2 separate regions of the Mus musculus genome follow, and region 2 is linked to region 1. The links are chromatin loops, found by intact Hi-C in ENCODE. Cell type or tissue: heart. All regions are shown on one strand. Each heading gives the region's core, and the rest is flanking DNA. Links, peaks and the distances in the headings are about the cores only. Region 1 holds the start of Tmpo (thymopoietin). Region 2 overlaps Cfap54 (cilia and flagella associated protein 54).

Evidence for each region. Hi-C counts contacts between places; a loop is a spot of excess contacts. Peaks named below come from ENCODE experiments on the same cell type or tissue, not always from the same donor. Only the 100,000 strongest peaks of a DNase experiment are listed, where the experiment ranks them.
Region 2: it touches region 1 in a loop (3-fold over the local background); 3 of 42 quality-filtered maps call a loop at or near these places.

The regions. Positions count from the first base shown.
Region 1 is chr10:91,167,690-91,173,068 of GRCm38, forward strand. It overlaps Tmpo (thymopoietin), which reads right to left and starts at 3,930. Exons shown (of 4, transcript NM_011605.3): 1 at 3,349-3,930. The coding sequence starts at 3,624. In heart, for the core only: a CTCF peak has its summit at 3,019; DNase peaks (open chromatin) are centred at 3,072 and 4,092; H3K4me3 peaks cover 4,692 bases; H3K27ac peaks cover 3,169 bases.
Region 2 is chr10:93,011,763-93,017,141 of GRCm38, forward strand. Cfap54 (cilia and flagella associated protein 54) reads right to left here. Exons shown (of 68, transcript NM_001347060.2): 20 at 4,673-4,849. Among named protein-coding and RNA genes, the nearest start is that of Gm40739, 60 kb to the right of the region's middle. In heart, for the core only: a CTCF peak has its summit at 2,882 (motif pointing left); no DNase peak of the experiment used is centred there.

The sequences.
Region 1 (5,379 bases), core at 198-5,197:
ACCAAGACAGATAACTAGACGCCTAAATCTCCCCCCCCCCATACCACAGGACCCATCATATGCATTCAAGGTAGAATTCTATGATGGTAATACATATGAAACAATCATATCCTTTTATGGAATTATCCTTAATTTAAAAATATTCACGAAGGCTGGGCATGGTGGAACATCCTACTATCTAGCTCACAGGCGACCAAGGCAGGAAAAAAACAGGGGAATAACTTTTATACAAGCAATCAAAAATGTTCTACATTTCTTCTGAAATTCAAGATACCTTCCCTATGCTGCACTTTAAAGTGGTAATTTAATTCCTAAATCAGAACTCACTTTATTCTTGTACTTGTTTCCAATATTGGTTTCTCGAGTAGTTGATACCACTGAGTCCAATCAAGACATTTATATTTAAAAAGATTTAAATAGTGCAGGTGGAGAATACACACCTATCATATGAGACCCACTGAGAGAAAGAGCCCCCACCATAAAGAGCTGGGTTGGAGCCAGCATCCAAGGGATATAGCAAGAACTGTGTCTCCACCAAGTGCTGGGCATCAATGCTCCTTCTGGAGCATCCGAAACTGTCCTCTACTCTTGTACGGCCTAGCCCCATAGTAAGTGCTCACAAAAAAGGAAGGATCTTTCATGTAAGTTGAGCTGGTAAGAGGAAATATGACAATTTTTTTTCTCCTGTTTTGTTTTGTTTTGTTTTGTTTTGTGTGTGTAGCCCTGGCTGTCCTAGAACTCAGAAATCTGCCTGGCTCTGCCTCCCAAGTGAGCCACCACTGCTGGGCAATTTTTTGTTGTTGCTGTTTTAAAGATTTATTTATTTATAGTACACTATAGCTGTCTTCAGAAACAAGGGAAGAGGGCATCAGATGGTTGTGAGCCACCATGTGGGTGCTGGGATTTGGACACAGGACCTCTGGAAAAGCAGTCAGTGCTCTTAACCACTGAGCCATTCTCCAGCCCTATCAGCTACTACATTTTACTTAAAGTGGTTGTGTGTGTGTCTGTCTGTGTGTGTTCACATTCTGGTACAGGTATGTGTCTTCCACATCTTTAAAAAAGACATGCCACTGGTGTGCCCAGCTTTTTATGTGGGTGCTGGAGATCAGGTCCTTGTGTTTTCATGACAGGTCATCTCCCTAGCCCCCTGAATGGCTTTAGCCCACAAAAAGCATGGGACTTTGCCACTACACGAATCACTGAAGAAAATGTAAATATATACATAAAGGCGTTTTTCTTGGCTATAAAGAATAAAATCATGCCATGTACAAAAATGGATGAAAGGAGATTATGTTAAGTGAAATTTGCCACACAGACCCAGGCATGGTGGCACATACCCACAATCCCAGTACCCGGGAATCAGAGACAATGTCATCCTGGGCTACAGTGCATTCAAGCACAGTCAGGGTCACAGGACATCCTATCTCAATCCCCCTTCCAAAGACAAATAAATATTCTACCTACACACTCTAATATGCTGGGTCTAGATTTAGGAAAAAATACATGACATGTAAAATTGAAGGGAGTGCAAGGGGACTAATGTGAAGGGAGAAAGGGGTTGGGAGCCACGGGGGAACTTGACACACGGGTAAGTAAAAAGTTAGGAGGAAACCCATTATTTTGTAGAATTGAAAATACAGTAACATGGGGGCCCCAGTGTTCTTAAGCTGGCTGCCCTTCCAGAGGACCTTGGTTCAATTCCCAGCACCCACATGGACGCTCAACTCCAGTTCCAGGGGATATGGCACCCCCCAGACACATGCAGGAGAAACACCAATCAACAAACAACAAAAAATCTTCAAACACACACACAAACAATAACATGGTATGTTTGCCCCCACAGAATCCACAAATAGGAGACACCAAAGACAGTAGGCTGGTCAATATTTACTTGGTTTTAGGCAAGAGCTCAAGTAGCCGAGGACGGCCATGGACTCAGGGATTACAGGTGCCCGACGCTGTAATTCACGGGGCTAATGCTTACTAGACACTGATTTGTGCCAATCGTTTGTTTTTTCGAGACAGGGTTTTTCTGTGTAGCCCTGGCTGTCCTGGAACTCACTCTGTAGACCAGGCTGGCCTCGAACTCGGAAATTTGCCTGCCTCTGCCTCCCAAGTGTTGGGATTAAAGGTGTGCGCCACCACCGCCCCGAGATTTGTGTCAATCTTAAAACACTTAGGCATTGAAAGTTAAGGGTAAAAGTTTTCTCAACTAAATCCACACATGCGTTTGATGTAACTTTCACTCTTGTTCGAGCAGTCAGGAAACAACCCACTTTTTTTTTTAAATTATCGCAAGACACTCTAAACTTTCGAAGAAGCAAACAGCTTGAGGTGTAGTTCCCGGCTAGTACATACAAAAAAGAGGCTTTGAGTTCAATTCCCAGCACCAAAACGAGAGGCAAACCGCGATACCAGTCAAAACATTCACATGCTTCTCGAAGATTTAAAACACTCCAAATCAACACTCATAACTAATTTTTAATGACTTGAATTCTGTTAACTAAATATAAACCTACAAAATACTATTTAAAACGTACCCCCAAAAAGCCAGCAACCAAAAAAAAAAAAAAAAAGGCAAAATGATACACACCGGCAGGAACGCATCTTACATCTCACTGGCCTGAGGCATTCAAATTCAAATACTGATACATCAGTATGTCATAAACTTTTCTTTTTGCTTCCGGATCTTTACTTCCTCCAGCAAAAATCTTACAACGATAAAACAAAACGCTCACTAGCTGGGATTCTCCAGGATGTCTACGGGAACAAACTTTTCCAAATGCAACGTACTTAAAACGTCCCGTTTACAGTACAGCAAACCCACTTAAGGCGGGGCCTGATGACTGGAAGAATATGACACGCGAGGAAACAAAACGGTTCAAAAAGCCCTCCATCTGTTTAAAAAAAAAAAAAAGTCAACAACATAAAAAGGCGGGAATGCCTTTATTTAAAAAAAAAAAAAAAAAAGGCCAGAAATGACTATGTCGCAAACTGCCCTCCAGGGAGCGCTCTGACACTGTTGCGAGTCACTTCGGCGCTAAAGCGGGAAAACGCTACAACTTCACCTCGCGCGCCGGGGGCCAAGCCTGTCGGGCTTTAGAAAACGGCTCGGAAGGCCGCGTCTACACCCACTCCGGACCGTGCACCCGGCCCGAGCAGCCAAGCAGCACAGCCGGGGCGGCTCGCACCGAGGACTCCCCTCTCCGCGCCTTCCCCGGCGGCCTCGCGATCGGGGCGCCGCCGCGGGCACGGGGAACCCCGCGAGGGGGCCAGCCCCGCCGCCGAGCACGCGCCGCGGCCGCCAAACGCCCGTCTCCGCGGCCCCGGGGGGGTTCGCCTTACCCTGCCGACGGCGCCGCGGCCGCGACCCACGGAGGCCCCGGAGCCGAGCACCGGCGTGGGCTCGCGCTCCTCGTCGCTCGAGAAGTCGGGCGGCCCTTTGCTGTTGGCTCCCGCGGCGAGCGGCGGCCGGTTGCGCGCCGTGAGGTGCTGCAGGTAGAGCTGCACGTACACGTCCTTGCGCTGCTCGCCGGCCGGGAGCGTCACGTTGTTGGCGACCAACTCGCTCTTCAACTTGTCTTTGGTCAGGACCGAAGGGTCCTCTAGGAACTCCGGCATCTCGTCCCCCTCCTTCTCTCCTCCCCGGCCCCTCACAGTCGCCGCCGCCGCTGCTCACGCCGGCGCGCTCGCTCGCTGGTCCCGGGGGCTGCGCCCGCCGCCTCGGGAGATCCCTGCCCCGGAGCGGCGCCGCGGGCACGGCACAGAACTCGGGACACAAAACCCAGGTCCGGCCCCCGCCACAAAAAGCCCCTGGCGCACGACTGGGGAGCAAGTGCAGCCGAACCCGGAGCCCGCAGCGAGCCGAGCCCATACACAAGCTAGTGCGTGGGGTGGGGTGGGGGGAGCCTGGCTCGCGCACGCCCCAAGAACGCGCGCCGCCATTGGCGGGCGCCCGGAGGAAGCGCGCCACCCATTGGCTGGGCGGCTCGCGCGGGTTCCAGCCGCCGCGGCGCAGGGCGAGAGGTGCAGAAACGCAGTTTAAAAGGCGCTCGGGCGGGAGCTCGGGCGCGGGGCCCGCTGTTTCCTCGGCTCTCCGCCCTTCCCCTCGGACGCTGATAAGGGATGGGCGGTACTGGGTTTGCACGCTGTTTCCCTCTCTCCTGGCCCCCTGCACCGGAGAAGCCTCGTCCCGGCCTCGATCGCCTTCGGACGGGCGGAGTTCTGCGCCAGCTCTCTTGAGGACCCTTTGCCCGGGCCTGGCTCCTTCCCGGGACACCGAGCCCCCCTGAAGAATGGCGGCCGACTGGCCTTGCCCCCTCCGAGTGCTGGCCCTGGAGGGGAAGCGTGAAAACCAGACAGGCTGTGGTGCGGGATGCGCAGGAAGTCAAATCCCCTCGGTTCGCAAACGCTTCTTTTGTCTGGAATCTAGGGAAAGCCAGACTTCCACAGCTGAAGGTTTCCATACAGCTTTAGTTTGTTACAAAATTGCATTTTTAAGTCTCCCTTTGCCTTCTTTTACCAAACCCTTTGGTTTCCATAGTTCTTGGGGCTTAAAACAAATGCCTTCTTTGTATTTTTAAGCCGTCTAGGTTAAGACCCCCACCCCAAGCACCAAGGATTTCCCCTAACTTCATCAAACCTAATGTTTGGTAATGGAACAAGATGAAACGCAACATTTAGAAAGTCTCTAGTATTCAACTTTATGTGCCTGTAGTGGTGCATACTAATTTTTTAATTTTAGAGGGAGCCAGGAACCCTGTAAAACTCATGCTGCTGATTCAAGTTAGCGTCTCAAATGTGCCACAGTTCTGTTTTCTGGAACACAATACTGACCAGAAATGTTTCCTATTAACAAATTACATATATGGGCGAACATGATCAGAGTTAAATTTATGTAAAAAGTCCGCAATAAGATGTGTAGTTAATAAACGCTAATGAGCCGGGCGTTGGTGGCGCACGTCTTTAATCCCACCACTTGGGAGGCAGAGGCAGGTGGATTTCTGAGTTCGAGGCTAGCCTGGTCTACAGAGTGAGTTCCAGGACAGCCAGGGCTACACAGAGAAACCCTGTCTCGAAAACAAAAAAAAAAAAAAAACAAAAACAAAAATAAAAAGCGAATGAAAGCATGTATAGTGTTTCAATGTATCTAGGGTTTTGAACAATGTGAATGTCTACACAGGAAATGGTTCAGGACACTGCTCGTGAGAGGAAGCAGCTGACCTCAGATTCAGAGTCTCTTAATCATTCCCTCAGTGTCTTAAGCTCTAGATTATGTTCTATAAAAAAGCCTTAAATTTAAGCATGAACAAAATTAAAAATATGAACAAAAATATTTAAACTGTGCTTACCTATGTCTACATGGTTAAATTGGAA
Region 2 (5,379 bases), core at 303-5,302, 1.8 Mb after region 1:
TAGGTCAGAAGGAAGACTTGGTTGTCGGTCCTTGCCTTCTACCTTGTTTGAGATAGGACCATTGTTTTCCCCACATAAAAACAACAGACTAGCTGGCCCACGAGCCTTCAGCGCTCCTCCCAGCTCACCCTCCCTGCTCCACATAGGAACTCTGGCATTACAAACTCTCATGCCTGGCCTTTCCATACGTTCTGGGGATTGGAACCCAGATCGTATGCTTAGCAAGCGCTTTTACCTACCGAGCCCTTCCCCACGCCCACCCCCAGGCCCACATCATTGCCTACTTTAATCACTATTGCTGATTGACATTAGTAAGCTGGAATGTGCTTCCCTCGATATCCGCTATACACAGTGATGGGTCCCACAGAGACATTTCAGACAAGTACCCCATGCACTGTGACCACGCTCACACTTTCTCCTCCCCTCTTACTGCTCTCACTCCTTCGCCCAGTCTCCCCTCTGCTCCCGTAGCCTGCATGCATGCATACGTCAATGTGTCTACAGAAAAGCTGGAATTTAAGAATGGGAGACGCGTGCACTGGTTGTCTATCTGAGTCTGATTCATTTTCTTATGATCTTTGCCATTTTCCTAAAGAACAACATGAGTCATTCTTTTTATGGCTGAGTGAAACTTCATCATGGATGTATTCTGTTTTCTTCACCCATTGTCTGTTGATGGACACCTAGGCAGGTTCAAAACTTAACTATTGTGAATATGGCTAAAAACATAGGCATGTAAGCATCCCTTAATGTCTGCCTGCTACAAGCCCAGAACTTGGTGATACAGTAACAATGTGTTTTTGTTTCTGGGGACTTTTGACCCTAATTTTCACCATGCAAAGAAACGGGAACTAATTCTATTTCCACCAGCAGTGTGTAAGCGCTCCTGTTGCCTGCATCCTCACCAGCACTTGTTGTTATTTGTTTTCTTGTGACTGGAATGAGGCGGGATCTCAGCACTGCTTTAGGTGGCTTGCCTAAGTGGCTAAGAATAGTGAACATTTTTCATATGATTATTGGCTACTTTCAATTTCTCATTTGAGAATTGTCTGTCCATTTCTAGAGGCATGGGCATTTGTGAGCCACCTGGTGTGGGTGCTGGGAACCAAGCCAGAGTCCTCTGCAAGAGGCAGTAAGTGTTCTTAGCCACTGCACTCTTTCTCCAGCCCCAAACTTAAGCCCTTTATATAATCTAAACATTAAGCCTCTGTCAGTGCCATGACTAGCCAGGACTTCTCTCCTTCTATAAACCGCCTCTTCACCAGATTGCATCTTTGACTGTACACAGTTCTGTAATGTCATGCAATCACATTTGTCAAATCTTTCTTTGGCCTGAGCTATCCCAGTCCTTTCCACAAAGTTTTCTTCAAATACAGCCTGTGCCTAGATATTGAGGCGCCCTCCCCCAAAGAAAATTCAAAGTTTCAGGTGCCATATTAAGATCTTTGACTTATTTTGAATTGATTTTTTACAGCAAGGTTTAAGACTCTGGTCTCATTTTTCTTCATATGGACCCCTGGTCCTGCCCACACAATTTGCTTGCAAAGGCTGTATTCTCTCCAGCGTATGTGTTAGGCATCTTTGTCAAAGATCCTGCGGCTAATATTCACTCCATTCCTTTGAGATGGAACTGCTACTGTCTTGAGGAACTGAGATGCAGAAAGACCAGAGCATTTTAACTCAGAGCAAACAGACCCAGACATTAATGCCAAAGACAGCTTCATCTTGAGGGGACAAGATGAGAAAAGGGATCGCGTCTAAAAGACGTTCATGTGACATAAACACATGAGGAAATCAACAGGGGCTGGGAGAGAGGTGAGGCACTGAGACTCGTACAACCTTTGTGTGCAAGAAAACCTGAAGAAAACTCACTGACTCAAGCAAGAACTGGCATCTTATCTCCATGAGTGGCTCTCAACCCGATTCCACTCCAGGCTGTTTGTTTGTTAATTAGTTTGTTTGTTTGTTTGTTTGTTTGTTTGTTTGTTTGTTTGTTTGAGACAGTGTGTCTCTATGTAGCCCTTGCTGTCCTAGAACTCACTCTGTAGACCAGGTTGGTCCCAAACTCATTAGAGATCCGCCTGCCTCTGCTTCTAGAGTGCTGGGATTAAAGTTGTTGGCAGTCGCTGCCCAGCTTCTAGGTTGCTTTTTAAAAGAGTAGTTTGTACAGAATAGAATGCTCTCTAAAATGACCACTAGCCAAGCTACCCAAGGCTGCCTAGCTTCAACAAGTGAGGTTTTTCTGGTATACCTGTCTAATCCTTTGTGCTTCCAGAGAAGGGCTCTCAGGTGATTATGATACATGTGACTAATTAAGAGTGCCAGCCATCATGAGCAGGAAGGAGGAGAGAGAAAGAAGAGAGCTGAGGGGCTGGAGGCTGGAGGACAAAGGTAAAGGTCAGATGAAAGAAAAGGAAACACAAACTCAGAAATAACGGACTTAGCATCCCTTGCTTACCCACACAGAAAGAGTACACTTTCCGTGGGGGGGGGGGGGAAGTGGAGCCGGCGGGGTGCAGAAAGACTGTGTTGCATGACAGATTGTTATTGCTCTAAATTATACCACACAAAACCAAGAGCAAATTCTCTCTAAAAGCATTATTACAAGCAGATTTTATATTTTTATTTTGCTCCCAGTCTGTGTAACACAAAGAAGCAATGTGTAATTAGAATCTACATAAGAATAGAGACGGTGTGAACAAATCACTAACTTTGGAAATAAGATTTTATAGACAATGTAAGTAACATTAGCATTTGCAACTATAGAAACAGATTTTAATGAAGTAATGGCTTAGGAGGAGGCTTCACAGAGACAAAAGATGGCCAAACCAGCAAGCCAGAAAATTTACATGAGCCCACAGCACCACCTAGTGGTCATAGAGAGGAAGCAGCGGGCAAACTTTCCTGAACCAATTCTCCAAATAACTAATTTACATAAATGTTATTATATATGTGCCTTTAAAAAGCACGAGAGCTACAAGTCAAATATAAGGAGCTAATGTCTTCCTATGTTCATGCAACATACGATAAAACTGTCACTAAATAGTAATACTGAAAACAAATAATGGTTTGGGCTAAACCAAAATATTTGAAAACAAACACTAAATAGCATAACCCTCGTTCTGTACTAATTTTCTAAAACCAGCGAAGCCTTACTCTTAGCACAGGTTTCCAAAATCTCCAAAATTGAACTCCTAGTCCTAAAACATCCTCACAGCAGCAGTCGTATGTGAGATAAATGCTATTTCTCCTCCAATTTCAAAAGACAGAATAACAAAGAAGTGACAAAAACTGTTCTCAAGGGAGTCCACAACCATCCATCGAAGGTGCACGCCCATCCGCCTAAAGTCCACCACGTCCATCTACAAGATCACGCCCATTGAGCTAAAGTCCATTCCATCCATCTAAAAATCACTCTCAAGAATGAGTCACATCGCACCCGTGTTTAACTTGGTGCCTGTTAACTCACACAGAACTTGACAGCAGACAGACATTCAAAAGAAAAGAAAAGCTCATTGTATTGAATTAACAAAAAAAAATCACAAAATAATGCAATCCAGACTATATAACTCCAGTAATTGTTTTGATAAATTCTACTTCATGTGCTTAATAAAAGTAAATGAAAGTCGTTGGCTAATGTTAATAATGTTATATATTAGTTCAGTCTCTCTCTTCTTAAATGTCTCGAGCTGGCTGCGAGCTTGCTGTGGGGCCTGCGATGACCAGGAACTGATCTTTCGGCCTCCACCTCCAAAGCGCTGAGATTAAAGGCCTGTGGTACCACACCTAGTCTGTGCGGCTGAAGGGACAAAGCAGGGACTTCATCGGTGCTGGACAAACTCTCGACTAACTGCACACATCTCCAGCACTCCCTCACTTGGCTTCTTTTCACAAAAAAAAAAAAACATGCTTCACAAACGAGAAGCTTGAAACTGTATTTGGCCTTTGTAAAGTTGTTCTGTGGGTTAGCAGCAGAGCTAGAATTGTAAACTTATATAGGCTTGACTTCAAAGTCTCTGTGTGCAAAATGCCCTAAAGATAATCAAAGATAGGAATGAATTGTGGCCCAACATCAAAGGGGGCCTAAAAGAGCGATATTTAAAATATAAACTAGCTGGAGCTGATTTCTTGTTAGGAAATGAAATCCCAAGAGGTATTCCCATTTAGGCCGAGTCCGGGACTTGGGGATGGGAGATGAGGCTCGTTCTAATAAATGCTGAAAGATTTGCAGTTGAAGAGACATCTCCATTGTCTCTTGTTTCCACAATGACCTGGGGAGAATATACACAGAATCTCTAGACCTGCAACCTTCAAATTCTGTGTCCTGCTGCTTTGTCCCCAACGCTGGCTCTCGGAGGAGACAGCCTCCTCCAGTGTCTGATTCTGCTTCAGCTCTCTACCTTGAGCACAGTTTCACTGTGACAAAGGCACACAGAGGGAACTGTTTTTTCTCTTCCCGTGTGTTTGACATAGCTTTAGAAGACAATTCATAAAGGGAGAATATCATGAATAAATTAAGTATAGATAAGACATGAAAATACTAAATATCTGGTGTTTGGTGCTTATAAGTAAGATTATTTGGGTCCTGAGAGCGACAGTGGTAAGGGTTACTATAGTCACGGGAGCGCTTAGGTCGTGTGGCGTGGGGGCAGCACCTGGGAGGGCACGGTACCTTAACCTCTGAGATGAACGGCGCGGGCTTCAGGGTCACAGAGCAGTGAGTCCGGGCCAGCAGGATGGGTGGGGGAGGAATTCTGCTCTTCTTTATTTTTGAGCTCCCCAAGAACTTCTGATAGGAATATAGGGCATTTTGTTCTGCTTCGACCTTCTCAATTAAGGCATTCGCTTCCTGTAACGAAGTGTGAAAATAGAAAAATACATTTCAGGAGCTTGAGCCTTTTCTATATTTGCAGAATTCTCTTGTGGTAAACGCTCTCTTTCTATATACCGTTTCTTGAATCCCAGAGGCATACATACACATGTCACTATGGATCATGGGCTGGTGTTTGTAGGACTATTAAAAAAAAGACTACTAAATGAACGTCTTCGATGGAAACAGACGCGTATGTCTAAATGCAATGGCCATATATTATTAATGGGGGGCATTTTGTCTTTAAATCCACAAAATATCTACCATCAGACTTTATTGTGCTTTGAAAATTCATAACACAGATACCTGCATTTGCACTGATAAGCCACAATCCTATTCTTAGTACAACTTGCAATGTGACTCTCAAGAAATAAAGACTATTGATACATGTGGTTCATCAAAGGAGTGTCCTTGGGAGTTTATATCATCAAGATGTCAATTCTGTGATTCTGATACAGAGACAATACCAAACTATCAGTGCTAAACCATATTTAAAGTCAGATGAGCTG